Regions from separate parts of the Mus musculus genome. Here region 1 is linked to region 2. Evidence: chromatin loops called from intact Hi-C (ENCODE). Cell type or tissue: left cerebral cortex. All regions are shown on one strand. Links, peaks and the distances in the headings refer to the core of each region. The heading gives the core; the rest is flanking DNA.

Region 1 (15,346 bases), core at 4,058-12,057, 66 kb after region 2:
ACCATATAATAGAATACAAAGCAAGTCTTAACAAATACAAAAAAAAGAACTTCTTATATTCTATCTGACCATAATAGAATAAAACTAGAATCAATGACAAGAGAAATAAAACATTCACGATCTCACAGAGATTAAATGACACACTATTAAATGAAGAATGGCTCATTTAAAAAAAAAAAAAGTCAAGAAGAAAACGGAAGGCTAGAAAGATGACTCAGTTGGTAAAGTGCCTGCCACTCAAGCACAAGGCCCTGAGTTTGGATGCTCAGATGCATGTAAGCTGCTGAGTGTGGAGCATGTGCAATCACAGCTTTGGGAGACAGGGACATAAATAGACAGAACTCATATATCACTAGCCAGCCAGCCTGCCTGACCTGATAAACTTCAAGTTCAGCAAACCCTTTCTCCAAAGGAAAGACTGATTAAGCAAGAGATCGTGGTAGAAGAAAAGACTAGCTCCACAAGTAGTGCTTTGACTTCAAATTAATTGTGGGTGTGTAAAACAGTATGGTCCTAAAGTTATTTTAAATAAATATTTATACATACTTTTTTTTAAAAAGACTAGAAAGATACGTCATTATGTCAGCTAGAGTTATATCTGTGTTAAAAAAAACATGTTTAATTTCTTTTTGTCTGTTTTTCCATATTTAATATTTCTATAATGAATATATCTCTTACATAAAAAAAATGAATACAGAAAAATAAACATCAAATGAATTCAACATGCTAAAGTCGTATTTAAGAGTAAACTAAAATACATTAAATTTTGGAGAAACTTCAACCAAAATAGACAAAAATATCTTTGTTGTGCTTTTAAAGGTAGAAAAGCCACTCATCCAAAACATAGAATTCCCTAAAAATGCTGGACAAAAAAGTAATGAGGAAAGTCAAATTATATATAGTTACCTGATTTATGATTTCCTAATCACTGCTGCAATAATTGCAATTCAAGGTAAGATGAATTGCTACTAGAATCCTTAGGCTCCTACCCAAAATTAGTCATTTGAACTCAGCCATAAGCAGGAAATCCCTAACGGGCTCAAGAAACAAAACGGTCAAGCACAAACACATATTCACAATGTCACATACCTAAAAGCCATATTAGACTCACAGACTGCCTTCAAAAAACAGCCCCAATATTGAATAAATAAGTAAGTATGTAAATAAATAATATAAAATATAAAGAAAGTCCCTGTCCAAAAGCTTCTAAGTCACCTGTGGCAAAGAAATGCAACTAAGCATATTATAAATGAGTAAGGACATATCAGAAGCAGCACTTATTTACATCAGGAAGAGCTTGTAAAAAGGCAAAGAGATGACATCTGAGCTTGTTCAGCTGGCATTCCCCAAGCAGGAAATGGTAGCCATAGAATCTTAGTCATATTATAACCTGAACAAACCAAAAAGGTGAAAAATTAAGGTCTTTCTGAATAGGGGTATATCAAGAACATAGGAATATTATAATCAACAAATATCAGAGATATATTAGCTTCTAGGCATAGGCAGGGCAGAAGACACACAGAGGCCCTCATCCTATAACAGTCTATGCACTATGAAGAGAGGGAATTGGAGACACAGGAGTGGTAAAGAACAGCCTGATGTGAGTACCCTACACTGCCTGCACTGCACTTAACACTGATGTCACGGTGATGTCCTGGCCCATCTGGGTTGATGTCCATGGCCCATGTTACCACCAAAGGCCAGTATAGTGCAGATGGCAAGAGGCAGGTGGGAGAGCTAGCCCCACCCCTTGGCAGCTGGGGCACTAGAGTGAGCTGGCCCTGTCCCTCACCAGAGCAGTGCTGGAAAGCTAACTCTGATGGCACAGGCACAGGAGAGCCTGTAGGCTGACCAACTCAGCTACTCCACCCCTTTCCCCACCTCAAGGACTTTGAGTTGGTCCACCCTAACATCTCCCCCATCCATGAACTGCTGGAGCTCATGAAGGGGCTAATCCTGCAGAACCAAAGCTGCAGGATCTCCATGATGCAGGACAACAGCAGGATATCCAAAAAGAGTGCTGGTGAGGATCCAGTATTGACAGTGTAGCAGAAGCCACATTGATTTACTGCAATGAGCATTTGCAAGTCAAGTCGTTTGGGCAAAGGAGGGTACTATATGATACATCATGACATATCAGAGCTTCCATGGTGAGATTTTGTTCTTGTTTTTGTTTTCTTTTAGGAGGCATGTTACAAGGGCAGAAGGAGAATATGAAGAAATGGAGAGATGAGTGGGATTGGGATGCATGATGTGAAATTCACAAAGAATAAAAAGTATACATATGTATGTATGTATGTATGTATTCTAAACAGAAAAGATTTTATTTTAATCACAATCTTGAAACTTTCAGCCCATGTTTGGGCCGATGAAACCAGTACTCTCAAGAAGCAGGAGCACACAGCACAGCAAATTCACCCAAAATAGGAAACAAGAAACAAAGGAAGCAGCAGCTAAATTCCCACTATTCTTTTCAAGGATACAGCCCCAATAGCCAGAGGACTTTTACAAAGTCTTGCATTTACCATTTCCCAATAGCCCAAGCTAGGGGCCATCTTTTAACACATAGGCCTTGGAAACAGGAGTATTCCAAGTCCAAACTATAGCAATTTGGGATTTGAAAAGAATATCAGAAACAAAAGACAATAAAATTTTAGATTACAATTCCTCCTATGTATGAAGATGAAAATGGGCCTAACCTCTTTTCAATACTAACATTTCTTTGACACGCACTGTAACGACATTCTTCCACAGACCACGATCTGGAACCTGCCCTAATCTCAAGCACAATCAGGTTCACAAAGATGGTACTGTCATGAAATATTCATCTAGGTAATTTGCATTCAAAATATAACACAGCAAAAATACAATTTTATATACTAAATACCTCCCTCTAGTATTTATTGAAAATTAAACATTGTCTTTTTAATACTTTTATTAGCTATCTGAAAAAAGACAAGCCACTTGCATAACAAAATCTTATTACTTATATAGATAAATGATCAAGGAAAGATATGTAAAATCACAAACTTAAGCTTCAAAAGTATTTGAGAGGTCGAACTGATAAGCCAAATACAGTAACTTAAATGAGATGAAATAAGTATTTTAAAAGAACATTTAACATCTTTGCTTAAGATTATGTATAAACTCAGAATTTATTTTGATTTTAGTTCAAATGAAGTGAGTCCTAGAGTTAAATTGGTTATAAGTTCAATATGAACAATATGGAACAGTGTCTCAAAAGTCACCAAAAATCAAATATAATGCCACACCAACAAAGTGTTCAATTTAATTCTCAAGTACAGGCATGAACCATTCCATATCCTGACAGTGAGCTCTACCTTTCAAGAACATTGAGGTAACTGTGGCACAATCCCTACTTTTAAGAGTTTATAAAAGCCAGGCAGTGGTGGCACACGCCTTTAATCCCAGCACTTGGGAGGCAGAGGTGGGAGGATTTCTGAGTTTGAGGTCAGTCTGGTCTACAGAGTGAGTTCCAGGACAGCAAGGGCTATACAGAGAAACCCTATCTCAAAAAACAAACAAACAAACAGTTTATAAAATAAGTAGGTGGTGCATGCCTTTAATCTCAGCACTCAGTAGAGACAAGCAGATCTGTGAGTTTGAGGCCAGCCAAGGCCACAGAGAAACCCTTTCTCAAAAACCAAATGATAGATATATAGATATATAGAATAAAACAAAGGTTATAGTTTTTCAGATTTAGTTTTTATTTCATGTGTATGGGTATTTTTGCCTGCCTGTGTGTTAGTATGATGCACATATAAACTGCCTGAGGAAGTCAGTATCCCTGGAACGTAAGTTACAGATTGTTGTTAGCCACCATGTGAGTGCTGGAAATTAAACCTGGGTCCTCCAGAAGAGCAACCAGTACTCTTAGTCACTAAACTCTCTCTCTCAAACCTACAAGGAAACACTGTTGTTTGTTGTTGTTGTTGTTGTATGTGGTTGTTTGGTTTAACTATGAGTTACAAAAAACAGTAAGTTACCACCAATATGTTTTAAATTTTTTATTACATTCTTATTTATTCTGTGCACAAGTGTGTCTGAGCACATGTGTGCTATAACATGTGTGAGAAAGTCAGAGGACAACTTGCAGGGGTTGGTTCTCTCCTTCCACATGTGGCTCCTTTCTAGAGATCAAACTATAGAACCTTAAGCTGTATTTTCTCTATGATCTGTTAAAGGCCAAAAATTGCACTAGTGGAGCTGGAGATAGCTCAATGGTTTAAGAGCACTAGCTGCCCTCACATGGCAGCTCACATTCATCTCTAATTCCAGTCCCAAGGGATCTGATATCCTCTTATGGCCTCCCTGGACAGCAGGCATGCACATAATACACAGAAATATGAAGTTGGAATACCCATACACATATTTTCTTAATTTTAAATTGACCTGGTGAAAGGTATAATCCAAGCAATTTATATTGAGGGAAAAACAAAGATGTATAGGAATGTACATGAAGTCATCAATTCTAGTTAGCAATAACAATATTCTAACTGGGCACTGGTGGTGCACACCTTCAATCCCAGCACTTGGAAGACAGAGCCAGGCAGATCTCTCTCTGTAGGCTTAAGACCAGCCTGGTCTATAGAGCAAGTTCCAGGACTGCCAAGGCTATACAGAGAAACCCTGTCTTGGGGGTGGGGGGAGAATACCCTTGTTATTATTACAGCTGTGCAGTAATAATATGGGCTCCACTTGAGTAGAGAAGGTCAAATACACAACTGGTAAAGATGCAGTACTACATCTATGTTTATCATGCTGTAATTTTACCACAAATGTTGTTTCTCACTCACTAGCAAAAACACATAAATGAGTACTGAGAGAAGAGGAGGATAGTATGTGGAAGTAGGTTGAGATTTTATAGCACTGTAGACAAACAGGAAAACGGGAAGTTTCTGAAAGACTCATTTCCCAACAAAGTCATTATCCTCACTAAAATATCCTAATGTGTAATATAACAAGTACCTGGGCCACTGCTAAAATAAGTGGTGACGTATTTATGTATGTTTTAAAAATTAAAAAATGTCTTCAGAGACTATGTGCAAAAACTTTACAAAATATTGCTTCTCAACACATAATTTGTCTGGAGGGAGGTATACAAGAGACTTGAGAGCACAATCATAAATAGGCTTGTTCACTACGGTAAAATCGTAACACTGGAAATAAATCCCTAATATAGCAGACCAACTGCTGTTTACACAGTAGGAATAATTTTAAACATTCTTACTATCAACAATAAAGATACAAATTTCAGAAGATTCAGAAGCTATTGAAAGTTAATGTTCAACACCACTGTAGACACGGAGTGTGAATATGAGGCATTTCCAACCTCAATGGCTTCTTTTCAGACCATTGTGCTTTAGGATGTGTCTAAAGATGCTACATCTGGACCTGAAACTTCTGGCTCAGAAGTTAAGAGATGTGCTATTTTCCAAAGGACCTGGAGTTCAGATTCCCACACCCATCCATGTCTAGCAGCTCACAAATGCCTGAGTTCCAGCTCTAGAGGTTCTGACACCTTCTTCTGCCCTCTGTGAACACTGGAACAAACTTGGCAGACACAAAAAACAGACATATAAATAAAATAAAGTAAAAATTTTAATGTTAACATTCTCTGCAAATATTAAACCAATGATTATAAATTATAGATTATATCCTTGTGTTTAAGAACAAATTAAAGTTCTGGATTTGCCTCAAAAAGAGGTATTGGTTCTCTCCCAGAGGTTTCAAAAACTGGGCTTCCCTCTTGTGATTGAAGGGCCATAAAATAACCAATGAAGCCACTATCTTCAGGCTATTCTAGGAACCAGTGAATTGACTCAAATATTGTAGACAGTGGATCTTTCCCACCTCAGACTCCTCTATACTACAGATCTTTTTTCCCTTTCCTTCCTTCTTTCATCCTTTCTTTCTTTCTTCCCTCCTTCTGATGCCTCCTCAAAATCCTGATCCTTGGATCTCCTGAATTCAAGGTGATATGAACCACACCAGGCTCTACCCACAGACCTTTAGAAACTAAATCTCTGTTAAATTCAGTGAGATGGCTCAGTGGGCTAAGTCACCTGCCAGCAAGTCTGATGACCTGAGTTCAATCCCCAAAACACACACAGTAAAGGGGAAAAACCCCAAACTCCTCAAGGTGTTTTATGACCTCCACCTGCATGTCATAGTATGGGTACACCCATTCTCCACACCAACAAATACATGAATGTTTACTTTTAGAAAGCTGAACTCAAAACATTTTCTTATAGAAACAGTGGTAATAGTTAAACTTTCAAGCTAGTCCTTAGCTTGAAATCAAACAAATGGAAAACTAATTTAAAAATTAATTGTATTGCCTTTTTATCATTATTAAGTACAATATTGAACATATCTTACAGATTGAATTAGATTTTTAGAAAACACCTAGGAGTGCGGCCCCTAAGTTTATGGAGGGGAGGAAGTCCGGAGTTTTAAGCAATTTAAACAAAAACTTTTAGACCATAATAGGAAATGACAGTTGGAAAAAACTGTTAGAGAAATATCCAGTAGTTGCTTTTTTATAGAAGAAGAAGAAGAAGAAGAAGAAGAAGAAGAAGAAGAAGAAGAAGAAGAAGAAGAAGAAGAAGAAGAAGAGGAGAAAGAAAGAAAGAAAGAAAGAAAGAAAGAAAGAAAGAAAGAAAGAAAGAAAGAAAGAAAGAAAGAAAGCATCAAAATTATACCAGACCACAGCTACAAAGAAACTATCGTCAGAGTAACAACAGGCCATTTAAGATCTAAGGTGTATGCAATCCTATGCTCCTCTGCAGGGAATGACAATTTTTTCTAAAGCTAATCTCATTCCATCTGATTGCTTTGAATTACCAGACTCAGAACTAACACACCATTATATAGTGTCATCACTGTCTAAGTATTAATGGGGAGATTAACATTTACAAACTACTTAGTGTGTACTTGTTTGGTTTTCACAACCCTGTAAGATATGTTAACACGAGCCCTCATTTACACATTAAGAAAATTATTTACATAATTTTCCCAAAGCACCAGTAAAAAAGAAGCCAGCACTCTGAATCCCACTATCAGCATTACTTGAGAGTTCCTCCCCAGAAGGGAAAAATTTATCAAGTACCACTGGACAGCTGACCACTTTCACACTGATTGTTTGTTATTCTAATTAAGTAGTTCTGATAGCAGAAGAACCATCAACTCCTCATTTCACAGTAGCAACTTAGTATTCAAGGAATGCTTTAAATAGAAAAGGTAAAAGAGTCCCTAGGGGTGAATCCTGGCCTGTGCACCATTTCCTAATTCCTTTTCAAAAGACTCTAGAACTTGGGGTCTTTTACCAGGTCCTCTGTAGCATAGCTAATTATAAACTTTAGAATGTTAGTTTTCAGAAGAAGATAGAGGGCCCCTCTACTATAAACAGTATTTTTACATACCTTGCCTGATGGTATTACAAAACGATTGCACTTTACAAAACCACTGCGGTTTACAAAGTTTCTTTATAATGAATTATTAAGGAAATGCTGTTAGAACTGTTGCATTGATTGAAATAATAATTTGCCTTTAAGCAATATACTTCCTATACATTTTCTAAAATTTTCCATTACAAGCTAAGAACAAAAAACCCTGCACACTCCACATTTTAAATATTTGTAACCAAATCCAATAGGTTATTTACAATGATGTAAAGTGGCTGGCCACGAAATACTAACATTGTAAAGATAAAACACTCAGTCCCTTAAAAACTGAATTTTTTTTTAAAGAAATGGAATATTAAAAGAAATCGTTAACCTTCGGGAGTTTCACCTAACAGTTTAAGAAGAAACTAAGGAGTATCGTTCTCATTTGAAAACAGATTTGTTTTTTTAAAAAATGTCAGCAAAATGCACTAAACTTTAACAATGATGTATGTCCAAAACAATTCCCACAGTAGTAGAGGAACTATTTCTAACCCTTAAAGCAAAATAAAGATCTGCATCATTTTAGACTGAGCGAATGAGGTCAACGTTTTGCATCCTTTTTTGTAAGCTTCCAATCGGAAAATAAACAACCATCGGGCTCATCAACCTTGGTGCAGAAATTCACTAAAATCAAGGTTTTGACTGCTGAAGATGCATCTTCCTGGGTAAACTGTCCAGCGCCTCACATCACAAACCTCCCGCAACTGCCCCGGCCTTGCGGCCCCTCCCGCTCGCCCGCCCGCCCGCCCGCCCGCCGCACCTGCTGAGGCCGCACCGCCAGCGCCCCCTGCCGCCCTCCCGCACCCAGAGCCCCGGGCCCATCCCCGCGCTGGTACCGCACCCGCCCCGCGCCGAGGCCGCACAGTGTGCGGGCAGGGGCGGAGGAGCCGGGGCAGCAGCAATCGAGGCGGGGCCCGGGACTTGGGCACGTGCCCCCGAGCCCCCGCCGCTGCCAGGCCCCAGCCTCACCTACCTACGCCGTATTTCTCCTCCTCCGTGGGGGTCCACATGGCCGGGCCGGGCGCAGCCCCGCGGGCGCGGCGGCTGGGTGACAGCTCGCAGGGGACGGCCGCAGGGGCGGCCGCGGGCCCGGCTGTGGCGCACCGCGAGGCAAGGCGGGGGCGGTCAGGCGGCGCGGGGCAGTAGGCGGCGCATCCCTCACAGGCCGTCCGGGATGCCACCGCCACCGCCGGATGCCACGTCCTGACCGACCGCGAGACTCCACGGGCGGCCGAGGAGCCCCTGGCGACGCGGGCGAGGGCTCACCACCTGTCCGTCTCCACCGTCCCCGCGCCGCCGTTCGGTCCCTCACAGCTCCGTCGCTGGCTTCCCGGCGCCGCCGCGGCTCGGATCGCCTCAGCGGGCTCGCGGGACGCCCGCGCATGCGCCGCTCCCTGGCGCGCGGGGGCTCGCAATACCCGGGCTCGCGCCGCCCGCCCGAGCCCGCGCGCGAATCCACGAGACGCCGCTGCGGGCCAGCGGAGGGAAATCTGCGAGAAGGGATTGGATAGCCCGGCCCGGGAGGCCAACTCCCTCCGCCCCCCCCCCAACAGAGCCTTTGGCTGCAGCTACCGCAGAACGGGGTCGTGGTCCTGCGTGAGGAAGGCCACGGTGTCTCATGCCAGGCGTACTGAGATGGCCGCTCCACCTCTTGTCAGAGAGAGGAGAACCAGTAAAAATGGGGACATCGTTATTAAACTCATGTCGTTGTCACATTGCTATCACAGCCACATCCTCTGAAAGGTCCTCTTCTGCCATCCCGGGGCTCAGGGAGTAACGGGAGGGAGAAGCTGGCAGAATGGGATCATCGCTTCAAAGGAACTGAGTGATGTGCAGGGGGTTCTTGGGCTCCTAGGATGCCGCATATAGGCCAAGGCTTCTAACACCTCCTGAGTTCTTTTGTTGACTTGGCTGCTGTGGTGTGTGTGTGTGGCCTGAACAAGCTTAGCGGCCTTCATGTTCAAGAAGTCTTTCCTTTCCCAATTATATCTAGTTGTGTACCCCAGACCTATGCCACCGCCTCTGCGGGACATAGGTCTTCACCTCCAGCCATCCTGAGGTCTGACTCCCTCCTAGAACTTTATTCCTCCATCTCCTAAGAATTCATTCGCTCTGATAGCTACCAACATTACCTTATGACCCGCTACTGTCAACTACTGAGCAAAGACTGGGAACTTCTGGACTCTATATTTAGACCCAGCATATATCCAAACATCTCTTGTCACCAGCACTGTATACCTCGCTATCGCTCTTGGATGTCTTATTCTTCAAAGCCCATCTCAGCATCTCTAGTCCAGGATCCAGGAAGCCTAAACTAGTACAGCAGTCAACATGGTGACATTTTTATTGTGCTTTATTCTAAAGTGTGTGTGTGTGTGTGGAGAGAGAGAGAGAGAGAGAGAGAGAGAGAGAGAGAGAGAGAGAGGTCTCCTGGGAGAGCAGTAGCCAACACCATTTTCTCCAGCCTCTTCTTTTGGCTGAGATTTCAGGTATCCATTTGTATCCAAGAACTCTAATCTTTCTCCCATAGGACTGTCAGCGTATAGACCCACACAGTCAAGCTTTAGGCTAAAGTCATCCTTCTGGCCTCTCAGACTCCACCCAACTCAACAGTGAGTTCATGGCCATTAATTGAAAAGCAGGGCTAAAATAAGACTATTCTGATGCAAGTGACACTCACTTGTAATTATACCACTGTGAAAGGTGAGGCAAAAGAATCCAGCCTGGGGAGGCCAGCCTGGGCTACATATAGGCATCTTTTTTTATTATTTAAAAATAAATATCTTAATAATTGCCAGACTTTGTGAATTCCTTCTCCAAAGTATCCTGACCGTCCTCATCCTCACCTGGACTATAGCCACCACCTCATGGTCTATGGACTCTTTCATCTACCTATGAAGGCTGCCAGTCCTCCCCAGAAAGTGTCTGTTCTGTGAACAATTTAATTTCTCAATAATCAGATACACTATGAGAGTAGAAGGGGGATCAGGAACCAAAAGCAAGACAACAGAGATGCCCTGGTTTATTTAGCTAGTTCTTCCAGGGACATGGACCTCAGTCCGATGGTAGTCATGAAGGGCGTTCCACAGAATGGAGCCATGTTCCCATGAAGCTCTCTCCAGAGAGCTCTGACCAGCCAGCACAGCCAAGCAACACAGGTCTTCTGAACACCCATGAAACTCATTTCATCCACTACTTCCATCCCTTGGCTGGTATACATGATGGCGGTTACAGAGCCTAAGGTCTGGTTTTCCCAACGTTTGTGCCCATTTCCCAACAGAGACAATCCACTGTACTGCCGCCCATCTCAGCTCTGAGGTCAGAGAACACTAATTCCAACAAGTGACAAGAGAAGAAAGGGGGCCAAGGAGGATGAAGGAGACATTTGGTTATGGTCTGGACTCGTTTGATTTAGCTGTTTGCACTAAATTTAGGTCGTTTTCTTGGAATAACACGAAAGGACACAGCATGTTGTGGAGAGTCAGACCTCAGCAGAACTGTGAACCTGTGATGTCCCCATAGCATGTGATGTCCCCATAGCATGTGATGTCCCCATAGCATGTGATCCAAGCCCTCCCTTCCTCGGGCTCTTAGTCCACTTGACAACCCCCAACACACAACGCTTGCATCTGAAAACTCAGAATCCTCACTGACTTCCTCCTTCTTGTTACCCAGTTTGTTGTATCCCTGCCAGTAGTACCCAGCCGGGCTCTTGCTCTTGCTTTGGAAGCCTCTGTCTCCCATTTCCAGCCTGCCCTGCTCCACAGGTTCCTACCACCCCAGGAAGACCCGCTTGTCAGTAGCCTCACCGACTCCTCTTCCACTTATCTCCATCTGACTTCAAAAAGAGAACTGTGCACCCCAGGTCCTTTGATGTCAATGTAATTTATTTGATTCTCGGCCCCTCAAGATCTAATTTCTAAGCTTATCACCTAACAAGCTCTCCTAGAACCCTCCAGGGCTATCTGAATTCCAAATATTGGCATCCCCCGTGTCTTGATCTGATGGGCTTTTGTGAGCAATATCCACAACCCACAAAACCTTTCTCACTTGGAACTTGTGGGTCATTCTCACCCTCCAAGGATTGTCTCAGGACCACTTTCTCCAAGAAGACTCCCCAGCTGCCCCTCCGTGAAAGAAAGTTTTTCTCTACCATCAGGGCCTCTCTTCCCTCCACCACTTACTCCTCCACCTTACTCTAAAAGATGGAGTGTGTCTGCTTGGCACATTGACAGCAATGCATTTTATTCTTCAGTGGCAAGGATTTCATTTAGTTTACCCCACGCACAGAGGCTAATATTGCACCTGACACCTAATGAAAATTTCACATACACTCTTCAGTGAGCACCCTCCCTAAACATCTACTGAAACCATAATAAAATTAGGCTGAAAAAGAGAACCAGCAATCACAAAGCTCACATTAAACAGAAGAAATTTACCCATTATAAGAAGATCAATTTTAATTGAGAGACATCTTACTGAACAGCTTTATAAAAGATAAACATGGTAGAACAGTTTAAGAAGCAAGAAAGTCTGCAAACAGTTTTGGCCCATCCTGCCACCCTTCCTTTTGGCTTTACCTCATTAAGTGATAAATTGCAACTTGATGACTGAGGAAGGAATCAGATTTTCAGCAGGAAACCCCTTAATACTCGTGGCTATTAAAAGTAGCTATAATGAAACATTTCCTAAATAATGTATAAGAAATGCAGAAAAGCATCATATTCCCTCCGTCGATCAATAATCCTTTCATCATGAGCAAACTCCTTAATGGCAAATCCGTCATCACCTTTGGCAGATGAGACTGACCCTCTATAAAGTTCTGTCAGCTTGGACTCCACGCCTTGTCATTTCCTTCTGCCTGAAGATTCAGACAGCAGCATTTAAGGAGCCAGCCAGCCTGATGACTCAGCTCATAAAACAATGTGTGGCCACAAAGATGATGTTTATCCAGGAGCATTCTGGAGGCTCTCCCTACTGAAGTCGGCAAGCTGTGGGTATGTGGCACACGATGCTCATTCTCCCAAGAGCTGCTGGTAGCAGTGAAAAGCAGCACTCATTTCTCCCTCCCGGCAGTTGATCTCTTATGCTGCACTGTCTCAACAGAATGGTAAGAAAACTTCAGAGAAATGTGTTTGGCATAGAGGCAAACCCAAATAGAAGGCAGGCAACAGAAGCAGCATCACCCTGCCTTCCCTTGACCAGGAGGAACCTGTAGTCAGAGCTTTTACCTACACAAAGCCCTGAAGCAAAGGACTAGAGAGACTCAATTAACCTCTGCTTTGCTGCTACCCTCAGGGTGCGAGCCTCCTCTGGTTGCTAAACTACGTGCAGAGCTAGTTTTCCTAATGGAGAAAAAAAAAAAAAAAAAACACCTAAGGTAGCCATTTTCCCACCAAAACCGACACCTTGTAAGAAGCTTACTCTGAGGCAGCCCAGGAACAAAGGGCTAACCCAGCCACACAGAGATAGCCACCCAAATCGGGGTCCTTTTGGGTAAGGAGACCTACAGTGACTAAAAAAAGCATCATTAGCATTTTGCCTTGAGTTTTTTTTGCAATGAAGATCTATGCGGTGGGGAGGGAATGGAGAAGAGTGTGAAAGAGAAGCAGAATAAGCAGTGCAATATTTCATTATTTTTCCTAAAATGACAAACTTTAACCATCTGTTCCTATTTAATCAACCCATTCAAAATATTATTAAAATTCAGCTTCTTTGCAGTTAGCCGGTATCTTCAAGTGAGGAAGAGCCAAGGCTCTTCTGACTTCATCCCTGAGGGGTGGATAGGGCATTTCGGTGTGGGCTGTAATTATCCGGTCCCACCGTGAGGAACACCCCCAAGACACATCCAAATGTGCCTGGCAATCTAGAGTGCTTCTTGGCGCACCAAACACTGAGCTACTTGGAGACAGTAACATGATGCCCTTAACTGTTTCACCCTCACTGCCTGACAAGAGGATGTCACACATAGTAGGCACTCAGTAAAGATCACTATCCATTGGATAGATACATCAGTCAAAGAAGGCTCTCATTTTATCTCAGAAACATATATCTTCTTTGTTTCAATAAAGCCTTCATTTGCTTATTGTTTTGTGGATAAAGAAATGAGCAGAAAGAGACTACAAAGTGAGATACCCCCAGAAGGAAGGGCAAACAGATAGAAACTTGGCATTGCTTAGTTCTCCTTCCTCTTGGGGGAAATAACTTTGCCCTTGAATTTCTATACTAAGTCACCAAGGAGGGATTGAAATTAAAAACCTTGGAGAGTAATTATCAACAAAACGTTCTAATGTCAAGCAGTGAATTTTATGGGACCATATCTGTAATATTAATTGAGCCTCTGTGTAGCCAAATGGTAAAATTATTGCTCTAATACAAATAGACCCAAAAGAGAAAAACAGCCCAAAATAGCACAGATATTGCAAATCAGGACAGAGGTAATTTCTCTATACATAAAAAGCAACCAATTGCAATGCATTCACCAACTCACTGAAGTGCAAAACAAAGCCTCTTTGCTTGGTACAGCCCTATCTACCCAGCATCTGAATTGCTATGAAACTAGGACTAAGAAGGGAACTTGGGTTCCTTGACTTTTCACATTGGATGTGAAATTTTTGCAGCATTCCTTCACTAAAAATGTATTGAGAACCTATTATGGGTGAGGGTTGAGACAGAAGATGTTCATGGTCTTTTTCATCATATGGTTTATGATCTTTCATGGGAAAGAGAAATTAAACCAGTTATCCCATAAGCAAATCTCTAATCAGAAACATAAAACTAATGTAGGAAGGAAGGCGCATCAGTCAGGGACCTGATGAACTTTGCAAGTCAGGGAAGACTTCCTGGAGGAATGGTATTTAAATTGGAGCCTAATGAAGCACAAGGATCAGCCAAATAAAAGAGAAAGCATTCTAGACAGAAGGAGCACCAGGGAGGTGGGTCTAATAAAAAAAAATTGCTTAATGTACCTAGGATGTGATCTGAAAGCAGGCAAGTGGAGAGTGGGAACAGATATGTCTGGAATAAGAGGTGGAGCCGGATCTTAGGACCCTGGGGGGTCTTGTGACGTTGTGTTTTAGCCATTGTCAGGCCCTAACAAGCCCTCCTGAGACATATGAGTAAGACAGGACCCTTTTAGAAGTCCTGATTGCATTCAGGAAGAGTCTAGGAATGGGCCCATCCATTTGAGTACTGAGCACAGAGCTTACTTTGCACAGTTCCTAATTTTCTGAGCACCCAAGAAAGACTAACTATAAAATCACCTAGGGCCTCCCTTCACCCAGGTTTCTCTCTCTTCCCCGAGCCAATCCCTCCTTTATCCTCGAGCGAGCCCACCTGCACAGTCTCCAGCTCTCATTTCCCAGGCTCAGAAGGAAAGGGCAGCATACCTTCCTACACAGCCTCATCTACAGAGCTGCAGAAGAGTCCAGGGACTCACGGCTTCAGTTGCAGAGTTAGCCATTTGTCTTCCTACAACTCTGCGTGTGCTAAGGGTCTGTGGAAAGAATCACTGAGCATACTAGGAAACAACTGAGCCTGAAAGCCAGAGACCATTGCTAATTCTTTCCTTGAGAAACATTCTTTAGAGAGTGGAAACAAACAAAGAAACAAACAAACAAAAAAATGCAAAGTTGAAAGACTGTTACATGATAATAGATCTTGAATATGTGCTTAGAAAATGCAAGGTCCTGACCCAGAGAGCAACAGAAACAGTATTCACCCTGTTGCCACTAAAGAAAAGAAACTAGAGAAATCGAGAGGATTCTTCAATTAGCATTGAGGGCGACGGATCAGAATTTATTATGCACAGTCATGAATTATAAAACAATCAGAGAAGTAATATCGGTCTACCAACGTGCTGTGCCAGGATGCTCTGA
Region 2 (15,346 bases), core at 3,180-11,179:
AGAAAGGAAGAGAGAGAGAGAGAGAGAGAGAGAGAGAGAATGAATTACCTTTGAGAGGTAGTTCTCTATTACAGACATTGCTAATATCTTGTATCCCTTTTCAACCTTTCAACATGGCAGAGGGCTAGACACATGGGGGTGGTGGTGATAAAATTTCTAGTGGATAGAGGCCATATGTGATACTAAACATTGTATCACACACATAGTTTCTCATATCCAATGCACAGCCCAAAATGTTATGCCAACAATGAAAAGGCCTAGCAGTGCTGAATTAAAATTTGAAGGTACTGTTTTGTTTACTACCTTAAAAAGTAGTAAAAATGAATGATTCCACTGGTAAACTAATGCCTAAAACTTTATTAAGTTTTTAATGAAATAATTATATAATGCTTATATTTTTCAATATAAGAAAAAGAATAATACTTTTAATATTAGGCTACCAAAAGATAAGAAATATGAACAATATGAATTATGAAGGAGTAAGTAGGGATGGGGTATAGCTCAGGGGTATCATACTTGTCCAGCATGTACAATACCCTGCCATTTAAGTCCCCAACACCAGAAAATAAAACTAAGCTAAAAGAATGTTATAAAATGGGTTAGTAAAGGGACTGGAGAGATGGCTCAGCAGTTAAGAGCACTGACTGCTCTTTCAGAGGTCCTGAATTCAATTCCCAGCAACTACATGGTGGCTCACAACCATCTATAATGAGATCTGATGCCCTTTTCAGGTGTGTCTGAAGACAGCTATTATGCACTCATACACATAAAATAAAATAAATAAATAAATAAATAAATAAATAAATAATTCTTTTAAAAATGGTTTAGTAAAAATGATTCTAGTTATAATTGCTAATAGAAATATATAACATTTTATAAGTTATTATTATAATGGACTCAAAACATAAAATCCAGTATATAATATCAATATTCTATGCAGTCTTATTTAAGTTCACATCTTAACAAAATTATTAATTATCAATAAAGAAATGCCTAGTTGAGCATTATTTTTCCCACTTTGCATCTTAGCAATAAATTCATCTAACTAGACATGTGGTTCCACAACACTAAAACTATAAATAAGTCATTTTAGTTTTTGTCAAGTCTTGAAGAAAATTACTTAAAGGTATACATAGGCTTCTTCAAGACAAGCATACAGCTAAAATCACATTAGCATTTTCTGTGGCCTCTGAAAAATCATTTTTAATATTGCCTGAGCATTATAAGACTTAAACAAGTCTGCCATAAATGTGACTGTAGCTACTATAAAGGATTAAAGATAAACTGGAAACAGCTGCTACTGACTGTTAATAACACATGATACAAATCTTATCCATTAAGGAACACAATGATGAAGTTTCCATTACCTTTACATTAGGCTTCTTTGTTGAAACTCCTCTGTACCAACCTAAAAAATGATATTAAAATAACATTATGGTCATTCTGTAAGAGACATAACTGTAATTTTTAAAAGCAGGAGATTGTGAAATTTTCCATAATATATTTTGGCTTCATTAGGATCCATAACTTTGCTAACAGCTTACTCCTAAAGAAGAGGTTTTTTTATTTTTATTCATTTTTTTATATGGTAGATAGGAAATATAGCCAAGACTGTTTCCTGACTCACTCTCCAATGCAGCATACTATACTATTTCCTTGTTCGTTTGTTGTTATTGTTTCCGTTTAGTTGCTAACATTCGTATCCCTACTATTAAAGAGCATTCATATACAGCAATAATAATAAAAGTTTCAATTACACAGAGAAGTATAATTTTCAGGCAAGGGAAATCTTATTGGCAACCTTTTCAATTCTAATCTATTGCTTTCTGAGTTTTGCAGTAGTTTGAGAGGAAACAGCATGTAAGAGTATAAACCAAGAAAAGCACTTACAAAAAGGAAAATAAAAATGGAGAGTGTACGTAACAGCTAATTTTAACTAAGAACTTTTGTTACTAATGTTACATATTGGGATTTAGGGAATTTTCCACATTCTAATCTTCAAATCTCATAACAATGCTATGAAAGGAGGAAAAAAATCTAATTTTCTCACATGAAAACAACACACTACAAAAGAATAGAAAATCTGCTTCTTTTAGTAACAGCAGCGATGACAATAAATTACAATAACTAATTTCACAAACTGAGTCTCAATTTCTTCATTCATCTTTTTTTTTCTTTTCTTTTGGTTTTTCGAGACAGGGTTTCTCTGTGTAGCCCTGGCTGTCCTGGAACTCACTCTGTAGACCAGGCTGGCCTCGAACTCAGAAATCTGCCTGCCTCTGCCTCCCAAGTGCTGGGATTAAAGGCGTGTGACACCACGCCCAACCATTCATCATTTTTAAATGATACCCTTACTATATTTACCATGAATATATTAAGAGACAACACATAGCAGAATGAGGGTCTCTAAAACCCTTGAGAAAGAAAGAATGAATGAATGAAGCCATGAAAATGCATCAAAGCTACAGTATTCTAAGCTGTTGGGTATTGGGGAAAAAACAGGCAACCAGTCTATAGAACAAAAGATGGCATCCATAAACATACACACACACACTTCAACTGACCCTTGACAAAGTAACAGTGGCAACACAATAGGAAAAAGATGTTTTCAGCAAATGGTGTTAGAACAACTTGCAAATATATATATATATATATATATATATATATATATATATATATATATATGAATGAATGAATGAGAGACAGAGACAAGACAGAGTCCAGCCCCCAAATGGGGCAGAGACACACAGCCTCCCACTCTCCACCAGAGGCTACACTAACAGCCACCATAAGTCAGGTAGGCAGCCCAATCATAGACACTTTCTCAATGCCCCCCCACTCTAACCCAACCCAACCCTCTTCTTGTCACTGTGTCCCAAGCCCCAACTCAGGCAGAGACCCCAAAACCTTGGACCTGCAATCTGTCCTGCTTGCAAAATGTGCTGTGGCAATGATGACAGGGCACATCTTCTCTTTCCACCTTTTAGCTAATTTGGCTAAGGATCTGACAATCTTACTGAACTCTTTTGTTTCATTGATTCTTCATATTATTGTTGTACTATGCATGTATGTGTTTCTATTTTATTGATTTTAGCCCTGAGTCTGATTATTTCTTGCCATCTATTCTTTGGGGTGTGACTCCTTCTTTTTGTCCTAGAGCTTTTGAGTGTGCTGTTAAGTTACTAGCATGAGATCCCTCCAACTTTTTATATAGACACCTATTGCTATGAACTTTCCTCTTAGATGAGTTTTCATTGTGTCCCATAAGTTTGGGAATAGTGTATATTAATTTTCATTCAACTCTAGAAAGTAATTTCTCTCTTAAATTCTGTCCTGACACATTTGTCATTCAGTAATGAGTTGTTCAGTTTCCATGTGTAACCTTTCTGTGTGACTGCTGCTGCTGATATCCAGCTTTAGCTCATGGTGGTCAGATAGGATATGGGGTATTATTTCAATTTTCTTAGTTTTTTTAAATTAATTTTTAAAAGCTTTATTATTATATCTAAGTACCCTGCAGCTGTCTTCAGACACACTAGAAGAGGGTGCCAGATCTCACTACAGGTGGTTGTGAGCCACTATGTGGTTGGTTGCTGGGATTTGAACTCAGGACCTTCAGAAGAGCAGTCAGTGCTCTTAACCGCTGAGCCATCTCTCTAGCCCTTCAATTTTCTTTATCTATTGAGACTTGCTGGTGATCAAGTATGTGGTCAATTTTGGAGAAAGTTCCATGAGCTGCTGAAAAGAAGGCATATTCTTGTGTGTTTGGGTGAAATTTTCCATAAATATCTGTTAGGTTCATTTGGTTTATAAACATCAGTTAGTGCCAGCATTTCTCTAAGTTTTGTCTAAATAGCATGTCTCTATGGTAAGAATGGGGTTTTGAAGTCACCCACTGAAGTAGAAACTTAAGGGTTCTTTGGTTGTGTTGGATGATGTTTTGCTGGGCAAAGACGTGAAGGAGTTTTGTCCTGAAGTAGACACAGGTGAAAGGACGTTATGCTAAAGCAAGAACGTTAAAGTACACATGATGAAGGATTCTTGTCTACTGACACACACGTATTAGTCTGCCTTACATTGCATAGTTGAGCTCCATAGAAAGAAACAACACCAAAAAACTTCTGGTGGTATGCTACAGTTTCTTGTCGCTTCTGTGGACTGGGGCTGACTGGCAGAGTGATGTCAGCTAAGCCTGATGCACATGCTGAGGCAAGACACATGGAGGACGCGTGATATTTGGAAGGTATAATTAGGACTTGAGGAAATGACAGAGGCTGAGCTTGGCTTGCTTATAGAGCTAGCTGTGCTATGCTTGTTGGTCTCAAGTCTTCACTGATCTTCACTTAGTTGAGAGAAGCACAGCTGAGAACTTCTCCTGGCGTTCCTGTTGGCCCTGGTCCCTCCTGCTGACTCGTGCTGAGGCTGAGCCTGGGTGTCTCTCACTGCTAGGTAGCTAGCTGCTAGCACTGCTGCTGATTGTGTTTGTTAAACCAACTCTACCTAAATGGACTGCTAGTGTATCCATGAGGTGTTTGTGAGTGGATCAAGCTGCCACTGCTAACCTGTGAACTGAACTGCTGATTTCCAGACAACACAGATAGGAATTGCTCCAAAGAACCTTTCTAAACTGGTTCACTCCCCCACCATCACCACCCATCCTTTTTTTCCCACTACCTCTGGTGGGTGGTGGGCTACAAGAGAAGTTAAAGCATTAAAGAACCATTATTAAAAGAAGCCTTTGAAAAAATTAAAGTTACAACCTACTATCACTGTGTGGGGGTCAATATGTGATTTAACTGTGTAGTGTTTTGTTTCTTTTATAAACATGGGTGCCCTTGTGTTTGGTGCATAGATGTTAAGAACTGCAATGTGAAAAAAAAAAAAAAAGAACTGCAATGTCCTTTTGGTAGGTTTTTTTTCCTTTAATGAGTCTCTATCTCTTTTGAGTAGTTTTGATCTGAAGTCTATTTTGTCAGATATTAAAATGGCTACACCAGCTAGCTCCTTGGGTCTATTTGCTTGGAATATCTTTATCCATCCTATTACCCTGAGGTGCTATCTATATTTATTAAGGTATGTTTCTTGGATATAGAAGAAGGATAGTTCCTAGGTTTTGAATCCATTCTATTAGTCTGTGTCTTTTTACTGGGGAATTGAGGCCACTAATGTTCAGAATTATCATGATCAGTGTTTGTTGATTACTGGTTTTGTTGTTGTTGTTGTTGTTGTTGTTGTTGTTGTTGTGATGGTGGTGGTGTAGGTTTTTATCCCCTCCTTTTAGAAAAACTATATACAAGTCATAACTTTACTTCTCTTTCCCCATATTGAGTCACTAAATGTTCTTTTATCTTTTTCATAATTCCTTATTCTTCTTGATGAAAATTCAGACTGGGTTTTATTCTTTTCTAGCTGAGACCAGTAGCTAAAGAGTGGCTAAACTGCATTAGGCATGAAAATATATAGTAGCTGAAAAACCTGAATGAATCTGCAAGATATGAGATAATAAAATCCGTAAGACAAGTCTGTCGGTCAGTCTAAACTAATATATGTATAATGTCTTTACACTGTCTCTCATACACAGTGACTAAAAAAAAAATGGAAGAAGAGGCAGTTGACAGGAATAGGAAACACTAAGATTCTATGTTTGCCTTTTACTGCTATAAATTTCTCCAGGAAAGACTAGGCTTGTGAAATAGGTTAAGTCAGAATTGCTTAATATAAATAGTGTAATTTCTAAGAGACCAAAAACACACACTTTCAAAGATCTATATAAAGTCCCTTTTTGGAAAAGTTAAGACATAAAATAAAAAAATGGGTTCAAATCTATACATGAATTAGCAGCTATACTTCTATCCTCACCAACAAGATGTTGATAAATACACTGTCAAAGAGGTTTATCCTTACAACAAAATGACAATCACTAGACCTGAAAACAGGGGGTGACTATGAAGAGCTTCCATTTACTTCCATGGAAAGCAAATGACTCTCCCAAGATTAAACAGGAAAGATTCCTTCCCTATAAAACGTGTCCACAATTATTGATTAAAGCCTACACTATTCATGAGTGACTTTAACCATGACCCCTTATTTGTGCGTATGGTCTGTGTGTGCACATATGCCATGCATGTGCACGTGGACACTGGATGTCTTCCTCAAACACTCTCCATTTTATTTTTTGAGACAGGGTCTCTCACTGAACCTAGGGCTCATCAACTCATCTAAAGAGGCTGGTCAGTGAGCTACATTGTTCTACCTGTCTCTGCCTCACCAATGATAGGATTAGAGGCATGTAATCCTGACCTCAAGTTTGTATGTATAGGGGCTGGAGATCCCAACGCAGGTCTTTGTGCTTGTACGGCAAGTGCTTTATTGACTAAGCCACCTGCAGTCCCATAGACCCCTTGTCACCACTGAAATCTCTCACAATTCTAATGTTTCAACTAAATTTTACTTGTAACTAATCTTCACACAAAATACTATCTAAAGCTACCCATCTGTTGTTGTCTTTTTGATCAAGACTTAAAAAGAAACTCAGCCAAAACCAAGATACAAAAAGTAAATTAGGAGATAGGAGAGACTAAAATAAACTGAAATGTCTCTTTTGTTTGGTATCCCAAGCTCAGACTAGGCTAAAAGGAAAAAGAAATGTTCTTAATCTACACTGTTTATTATTGAGGGGTGAATTTTTCCTGAAAAGGCAAAGTGAGTGTCCTCTTAACCAGGTTTACAAAAATGTCTTACAATTACAACTCCTTCACTGACACAAGAAATACATAAAACATTTTATGCTGAAAAGACCCTAGCAAAGAGCTACACAAAGTAAATTTAAAGGGGGGGGGATCGAGTGAAGAACTCTTGGAGGGGGGACCAGGAAAGGAGGCAACATTTGGAATGTAAATAAATAAAACAATTAAAAAAAAATCCATTCAGCTGCCTCTAGAAGCTTGCAGCTGTGGCTGCTGTGTTCCGTGTGAGTCAGTAGGTGGCAGAGAGGAGAGAGGTTACTCTAAGCTCAGTGTTCTGACCTAGGAACATCTGAATGATTAGTAGCCTCACACTCTCTGAAAAAAGCAAGCCTAAGATAATCACCAGTCCAACGGGGACTCAGACAGGGAGCTAGCCTGAGGCAATCACCAATCCCACACTGCCCAAGCCCTGGAAGACTCCTAGGACCAAGAGCAAGCCTGAGACTAAAAGAACCCCCTCCTGGGACTGAGGGTCCAGGGCAGGAGTGAGCCTGAGACAGATGACTCTCCCATGGAACCACTTGAGCAGACCAGGTGAAGAGCAAGCCCAAGATGACCACCAGACAAGTGCTATTGGACTTGAACAGGGAGCTGGCCTGAGACAACCGGCAGTCCTGGGGGAGCAAACCATGCCTGAGATGACCCCTGCCCAGCATCATAATGCATGAGTGGGGCATAGCACTCCTGAGATAACCCCAGACACTCAGAGACCCCAGAAACCTCTTAAAGGAGCAATTAAGTGGTGGAGAATGGAAGAGAAACTGAAACAGAAGGATGTAAGCACAGTAAAGAAAGGCAGAACTAGAGACTAAGAGTAATGAGGAACAGCCTAAGAAGAGTAGCCAGTGATGCCACCTGGGATCATGGTGAGGTTTTGGCCTGTGCTGCCCCAGTTAGGGGTGGGCTTGTTGCTATTTAAGGGCTATATAGAACTGGCCCACCCCTCAGCTGGGCATCATGGGAGAGCTGGCCCTGGAGGCATGAGAGCTGACTCTACCCCTAGCCAACTGTAGTACTCCACAGAGCGGTAGTTGATTGGAAGCCTAGCCAGGCCCTCAAAGACATGAGCACGGGGGACCCGGCCCTCCCACTCATTCACTGTGTGGTGGCATAGACAAGAGATATCCTTCTCCTTCCTCCACCCTCAACACCTGAGGCAAGCAGGAGGCCTGGCCCTGAAGTTGTGAGAGCAGGAGATCTGTCTCTGCCACTCACCAGCTGTAGCACTCAGGATGGTGGGCCCTGCACACCTCGCCTGGGTTGACAGCAGAGCTGACCCTGGTGGCATGGGGGGTGGGGAGAGCTTTGCCTCAAGGGCTTGAGTGTGGGAGAACTGTCCTACCTATCAGCCATGGGTTAAAGAGGGAGAGATGATACACACACACACACACACACACACACACACACACACACACACACCCCTTGCCACCTTCGGCAAACAGGAATGCTGATTCCCTTGATCATTAGAGTGGGAAAGATGGTCCTGCACCTCACCTGCTGCAGCAGTCAGGAGAGCAGGCTTGCCGGGGCAGTACAGTAGAGGTGGACGTAGGGGTAGAGGTTGCAGGAGAGCCAGCTGGGTGGTATGAAAAAAGGAGAGACACATTCCTCCTCTCCCTCACCCCTCACCACCTATAGCAGTCAGGAGAGCTGGCCCTGGGGTCATGAGAGTGGAAGAACTGGTCACGTCCCTCAACAATGGCAACACTAGGGAGAACAGGCCCTGCACCTCACCTGGGCAACAGAGTAGAGCTGGCCCTGGTAGCAGGGACTGTGATGAGCCATCCCCAAGGGCATGAGAGAGGGAGAGACTACAGGCTAACTAGTTCAGAAACCTCTCAGATCCAGGGTTTTGAATTGACCAACCCCAACATCTGCCCCATCTATGAACTGCTAGTGTATATGAAGAGGTCAGTCCTACAAATCTAAAGCTACAGGATCTCCCAAGACACAGGGCAACAATGGATAAACAAGAGGAGTCCCACTGAGGTTCCATTATCAATAGAGTAGCAGAAGCCAGAGGCATTCCTTATGCCAGACCACCAATTCATTGCAACGAACATTTGCAAGCAAAGAAGTGTAGACAAAAGGTAACACTATATGACACACTATGACACACTACAGCTTCCAAACCAAGTTTTGTTTGTTCGTTTTCTCTGCTAAACAGGAGGTTACAAGAGTGAAAGGCAGGTATGAGGAGAGGTAGAGATGAGTGGGTTTGGGGTGCATGATGTGAAATTCACAAAGAACCAATAAAAAGTTTTAAAGGAAGAAGGAAGAGGAGGAGGAGACAACGGTGGTGGCAGCAGCTGCAACCAAAGTAGCCACTGCTGCCACCACCTACAGGATGGTTCAGTGGGTAGAAATGCTTGTCTGCAAGCATAGAAATCTGATTTTGAACATTATACAAAAGTGGATGGAGAAAACTGACTTCACAAAGTTGTCCTCTAACCTCTCTAAACATGCTGTGGCACATGTTCCCATAAACAAATACTGCACATATGTATGAGGGCACACACACAGACATACAATAATAAATAATTTAAATGTCATATATAATCAAATGTAATTAAAAATTAAGGTATGACATCAAACTCAATTTCTCACCTATAAATAGTAGTGTCTCTTTTATACCAGAGTTTTTAAAATTTAAGAGTGTAAGGTTGCTTTTATTGTACTATGACAGAATACCTGACAAAGAAATTTAAGGGAAGATTTATTTTAACTCATGATTTGAAGAGAAAGTCTGCTGTAGCAGGCACAGAGCATCTGGTCACACACTACCTCTAAAGCAAGGCGAAAACAAAGAGGCATGCAGCACTCAGCTAGCTGCCTCCTCTTTCCCTTTTTATTCCCAAACCCCAGCCTGTGAAAGGTGCCTTGGTGAATTTCCCTCCTCAGCTAAATTCATCTCTATAACATGTCTTCAAAGCCATGCCTAGAGATCTCCTAAGTGGTAAGATTAACCACCACAATGTTATTTGCAGCACATTCTGCTTAAGCAGTTGGTTTCACAAAGAAAAAGGAAAATATTAGGGGAGCTGTTTTAAATAAAAATAACCATGTTAATCTCTTACCCAGCCTATTCTGTAGAGTGAGATCCAGGACAGCCAAGGTTTACACAGAAAAACCCTGTCTTGAAAAATTAAAAACAAGCTGGGCATGGTGGCGCACGCCTTTGATCCCAGCACTCGGGAGGCAGAGGCAGGCGGATTTCTGAGTTCGAGTCCAGCCTGGTCTACAAAGTGAGTTCCAGAACAGCCAGGGCTACACAGAGAAACCTTGTCTCGAAAAACCAAAAGAAAAAATAAACAAATAAAATAACCATGTTAAGCTTAAGAGAAAGGAACAAGCCACAGGTTTTAGAAGACCTGGACTGACTTTCAAAGATAATAACCATAAAAATATTATAAATTGTATAAATGTCATCAATGTACAAAAAGAGAAAAAACTGAGAACAATAACCAAGTGCTAGAGAAGATGGAAGCACAATGGTTTGCAACTGTGACAAATACCATTAATAACTGCTCAATGCTTAGTTAATTAGGTGAGAGTAGGTGAGGTTGTGAGATTTACATCTATCCTCACAACTGCGCATGACATCTTCAGTAGTCACACCAAACACGTCATATAAATTAAATCACTTCAAATCAACTTGAAAAATAAATAGGGTTGACTTTTTTCAATTTAATTCTGTTATATTAAACAAGCAAATAAATAAGACAAATACAAGTAACAAAAATGTATTAAAATGTTCTTATTTTTTAAGATTTATTTATTATGTATACAGTGTTCTGCTTGCATGTATGTCTGCAGACCAGAAGAGGGTATCAGATTACATTATAGACAGTTATGAGCCATCATGTGGGTGTTAAGAATTGAACTCAGGACCTCTGGAAGAGCAGCCAGTTCTCTTAACCTCTGAACCATCTCTCTGGCCCTAAAAATAAGTCCTTAATCTTGGTGTAAATATGAAATTAATTTATGTGAAAGGCATAACATGTAAACACATGCATGAAAAGTGGTAATGACTTAGCCTTGTTCCACATTCTGCGCTGGAAGTTTTACCACCTATAATTTCAACACTGATGAACAGTGCTTTGGCAAATATACATTTTTGTGGAGATTGTAAGATGACCTTGCTAGGCACCCAATGCAAGTGAAGCCATACTGTCCCATAGAGGCAAAAAGTACCTCTACAAAAGCTGCTGGCTGAGAAGCTGCAGAACAATGTGAGCAGTGTTAACTCAAAGAATGGAGCCTCTATAAAGACCAGGCCATGTGACAGTCAACAGTTAGCAGCCAAAACAGGTGCAAACCAAGGGAGTAAGGTCAAAGGTACTAACAGGAGCTCAAGGTAGTACCCTCCCTCTTTGACAAGACACTCCAAGCTTGTATCTCAAACATATATTTTCACTGACAAAAGTAAAACAATCCAACCCAAACTTACTGGTCCTTAACCTAATATCCGAGTAGAGAGAGATCAAAGACTAGCAAAAGATACATCAAAAAAAAAAGTACAATCTCTTCTCTATCCCATAATTTAAAATAATCTTAATTAAATTTTTTGAAAAAAAAATCATTCAGTCTGTTAAGACGGTTTAGCAGGTAAAAATATTTGTTGCACAAGCCTGGTGACCGTAGTTTAATCCTCAGCACCATGTAAAGCTGGAAAGAAGAAACCAATTCCACAGCAGTGATTCCTGACCTCCATACAGGCACATGGCACACATGCCTGAACACACGAGTAATAATAAAAAGAATTATAACTGTTTCCTTGTAAAGGACAGACTAGAATGAGTGCACATTCTAAAAACCATGTAAGAAACCAACAGTGAATTTGAAAGCCAAAAACAACCTACAACCTTTTTAAAAATATTTTCTTACTTGGTATATCAATAAAAATATGCATAGCCTTCAAATTCTTGGTGTCTTTTTCAATTATATAACTAATAACAGACAAGAAAGAGTCAATCAATCATAAATCTAAGAAACTTTTAGCAGAATTCAACCCCCAAAAGTATTCAAAAGGCTGATTTTCAAAATTATCTTTCCATTATTTTCACTGAAAAGCTTAAAAAGAATAAGCTTATATATTTATGCACACAGTTTAATGCTATTTTAAATCTTCATTTATGATCTATAATTATAAAGTTGATAAATAGCAATAACTAAATATGCATTCATCTGGGAATTTTTTCCATATGAGTCATTATTGTTTTGAAATTAGTTATTTTAGAGAACCCTAAACAAATTTGAATAATGCTACCATAGAATGGTCATTCCTAAACTGCTCTATAATCAGCCTCATGCACATGCCCAGAATCAGTATAAGTATCTATTTTAATTATCTTACAGAAAGAAAATTTGAGAATTAGTAAAGTTATGCCCATTGCCCTTATTCATCCATTGCGAAGATATATTCAGAACTTGTTTTCACAAGACCCACTTCATTATCATCTCCATGCAGTCAAGGGCATATCCAATATAAATACAAGACAAAACAACAGTGACTAATTAAGACTTCTGAACACAAAGCATACCTATCAGGACCATTCATCAAGTCTCATGACATGAGAAATCACCATTTTGAAACTCTAATACATTTTCTTTCAAATATATATACAAGACAACAAGACAAATCAAATCCTTCCTCTGCCCCACAGCAGCTATCTTCAAGCTTCAAGAAACACAAGCCTACATAAAACTTCAAACTGAAGCTTCTTTTTATGATAAGCCATGTCCTATTACTAACTTAAATTCACATGAGTGAGTGAAATTTCCTTTTGACCAGTGAACCATGGTTTCAAACTACCTCTATTTATAAACTTAAAACTGACAGATATACTTAATTAAAGTAACATATCCAGGAAAAGAACAAGTTCCAATCAACCAAACAGACTTTATACATGGATCTCGAGATCTAAGATCTCTTAAAGTCTTATTTTGTCTCCATACTCAATTTTGCTGATGGTCACACTGAGGCAAACATAAAAACTAGTAGCAATGAGTAACTACAGTAAGATCATCTCAGGTTTGGCATTTGAACTGGCCATCTTGCTATAAAACCAGATTTTATAACATGACAACCAAGGACAGACAAAGAAAGTCAAAGAAGTTGCAGAGTTGCTATGGGACTGCACATATTTCATTCAGTCTAGTCTCCCCTGTAATACACAGACTTCCACAGCCACCTTGAACTGTTAAATCTAAGGGTGGTAGGGTAGACATTACCTACAAATCCATAGGATTAAGTCTAGCTCAACAAGATCCTGAGATCAGTCTGTCTGCCTCTATCCTACAATTCCGAATCATTCAGTATTCCCTGAGCAACCTACACACTTTTGTTACATGCGTGACACCTTAGTAGATGGCAATTTTACCTCGTTTTGTTAAGATTTTGAAAACTAAGGATCAGAAAGTTATGAACTTCACACAGGATGGTATGAAACAGTCACATTTGCTTTTATATTTTTATAGAATGGCATAATAAAATAGATGTGAAGAGATTGGTATTTAAAACTATCAGTGGCCTTTACAAAATTAGGCATTCAATGAATTTCAAACAGTTTAATACGAAGGGCAGACAGAAGAATCCTCATCCTTAAGCTGCTACAAATCACTTCATATTTTCTTATATTTTAATTTTCTGAACTAGAACACATATGCAGTAATGCTTCTAGTATTGTGTAGAATATATAGAGAAATATGAAAACTATGATTAAATTTAATTGCTTTTACACGTTAAACTTAATTTGCTAGAACAGATTTTTTTCAAAGACATAAGTTTAAATGTTTAGAGATATATTATACAAATGTACTTGAAATACTTTCACTTCAAATTCCATGATTTCTGAACATGAAATAATTTCCTATATTAATAAAACCAAAGTTTTAGAGCTATAAGTACCTTTTCTTTTTATTGAAAAGCTATAAACTTTATCCATATGCCACCAGTAAGTAGCAGGGAATATTTACCCACCAAGTGCAGTGGAACCTAATGAAAACAGTATCTACCCATTGTTCTCTTGTATCATCTTCTTATAACATTAGTAGTTATAACTGTGGGATGATAAAACCATGCCAGGAAGCTTGGTATTGCAGAGCAGGTTAAGATCCAGAGACTTGATGGGCACACACCTGAGACTTAGGCAACTTCCCACCCCCTGCCAGATTCCTAGTCTGAAACACTGCCACACTCCTTACATAAGGATATGTCACCTGTGGTCATGTAGGCCCGAAACAGAGTTCTCCATGCTAATGAGGTACCTAGAGGACCTGAGAATTTAGTCAACAAGCTTCTCTTCCCAGACATTCTTCCCTGAAAAAAGTATACATCCATTTTACACAATGAACAGACATAAACAATATGGATAAACATGGACTGTCTTTTATATCTACTACCACCTTGGAGAATGGCAGGTCTTCACCTACAAAGCCACAGCTAACTCTCCCGTAGAAGACCTCTCTACACCTCCAGCCTCCTCCACCAGGCTAAAGACAATCATCACTGAGACAAGCCAGAGCTGCTCTTTCCCCAGCCCAGCCCCGGGGCTAGACGCTGTCCCCAGCACAAGGGGCCCCCTCCGCCCCGGCCCCTCACCTCTGTTCTTCCTCGACTCCCAGTGGCACCTGGATGACCAAGAGTCAAAGAACCTCCTCAGACTGGCCTTGAACCCCAGAACCAGCTCCAGCTTCTTTCCACATCTCCGACTGTGCTTTTCCACCCTGGAGTAGTGTCTCTACCCTTCCATTAAGCCTAGAACCAGCCAGGAGGTGGGCAGAACATGGACCCACATAAACATTTCTTTCATTTCTATGTCTAAATCAGACAGTTAGCTCCTTTTCTGCTACTGATTGTTGCCTGAATATTACAGTAATGCAAGATAGAAAAAAAAATTAAACAAATGGGAAATTAGCAGGATATATATGAATCAAAAGAAGAAAAATCTCAAAAGGAAATCATAAGGTTTCTAGGAGATTAAACTTTGACAGGCCTTGTCTGCTCAGTAACTGATTTACTCTGAGAAACACAAAGACTGAACTCATTATTTATTTTTTCTCTACAAACAAAATAACTATGCCAATATTTGGCTTACTCAGCTCAAAAGAAAAAAAGGAAAAGAATTCATCACTATTTATAATGCTTAGAGCTCTCTGGATAAGAAACTTTTTTTGGGTTTTTTTTTTTATGGTTTTTTTGAGACAGGGCTGTCCCGGAACTCACTTTGTAGACCAGGCTGGCCTCGAACTCAGAAATCTGCCTGCCTATGCCTCCCAAGTGCTGGGATTAAAGGCGTGCACCACCATGCAAACTTTTTTTTTTAAGAGAGGTTTTCTCTGTGTAGCCTTGGCAGTTCTGGAACTCACTCTGTAAATGAGGCAGGCCTCAAACTCTGCCTGTCTCTGCATCCCAAGTGCTGAGATTAAAAGTGTGTGCCACCACTGCCCAGCCATAAAAGAACTTTTTTAAAACTGGCTCACTCAAGGAACCATTTCTTCAATATTACTTTTAAAAAGAATATCTAATTTATGTAAAATTATATCTACAATATAGATCAGGAAAAAAAAACATCTATTTTCTCCATCTTGACAGTAAA

The links. Peaks named below come from ENCODE experiments on the same cell type or tissue, not always from the same donor. Only the 100,000 strongest peaks of a DNase experiment are listed, where the experiment ranks them.
Region 1: it touches region 2 in a loop (2.3-fold over the local background); 2 of 42 quality-filtered maps call a loop at or near these places.

Annotation. Positions count from the first base shown.
Region 1 is chr9:107,223,030-107,238,375 of GRCm38, forward strand. It overlaps Dock3 (dedicator of cyto-kinesis 3), which reads right to left and starts at 8,880. Exons shown (of 53, transcript NM_153413.2): 1 at 8,443-8,880. The coding sequence starts at 8,479. In left cerebral cortex, for the core only: CTCF peaks have their summits at 7,292 and 8,274 (motif pointing left); DNase peaks (open chromatin) are centred at 8,285 and 8,874; H3K4me3 peaks cover 2,808 bases; H3K27ac peaks cover 1,906 bases.
Region 2 is chr9:107,158,048-107,173,393 of GRCm38, forward strand. Dock3 (dedicator of cyto-kinesis 3) reads right to left here. Exons shown (of 53, transcript NM_153413.2): 3 at 1,368-1,408. Gm23595 (a small nucleolar RNA gene) reads left to right here and starts at 6,930; the gene lies at 6,930-7,059. In left cerebral cortex, for the core only: a CTCF peak has its summit at 6,973 (motif pointing right); DNase peaks (open chromatin) are centred at 4,278, 7,021 and 9,578.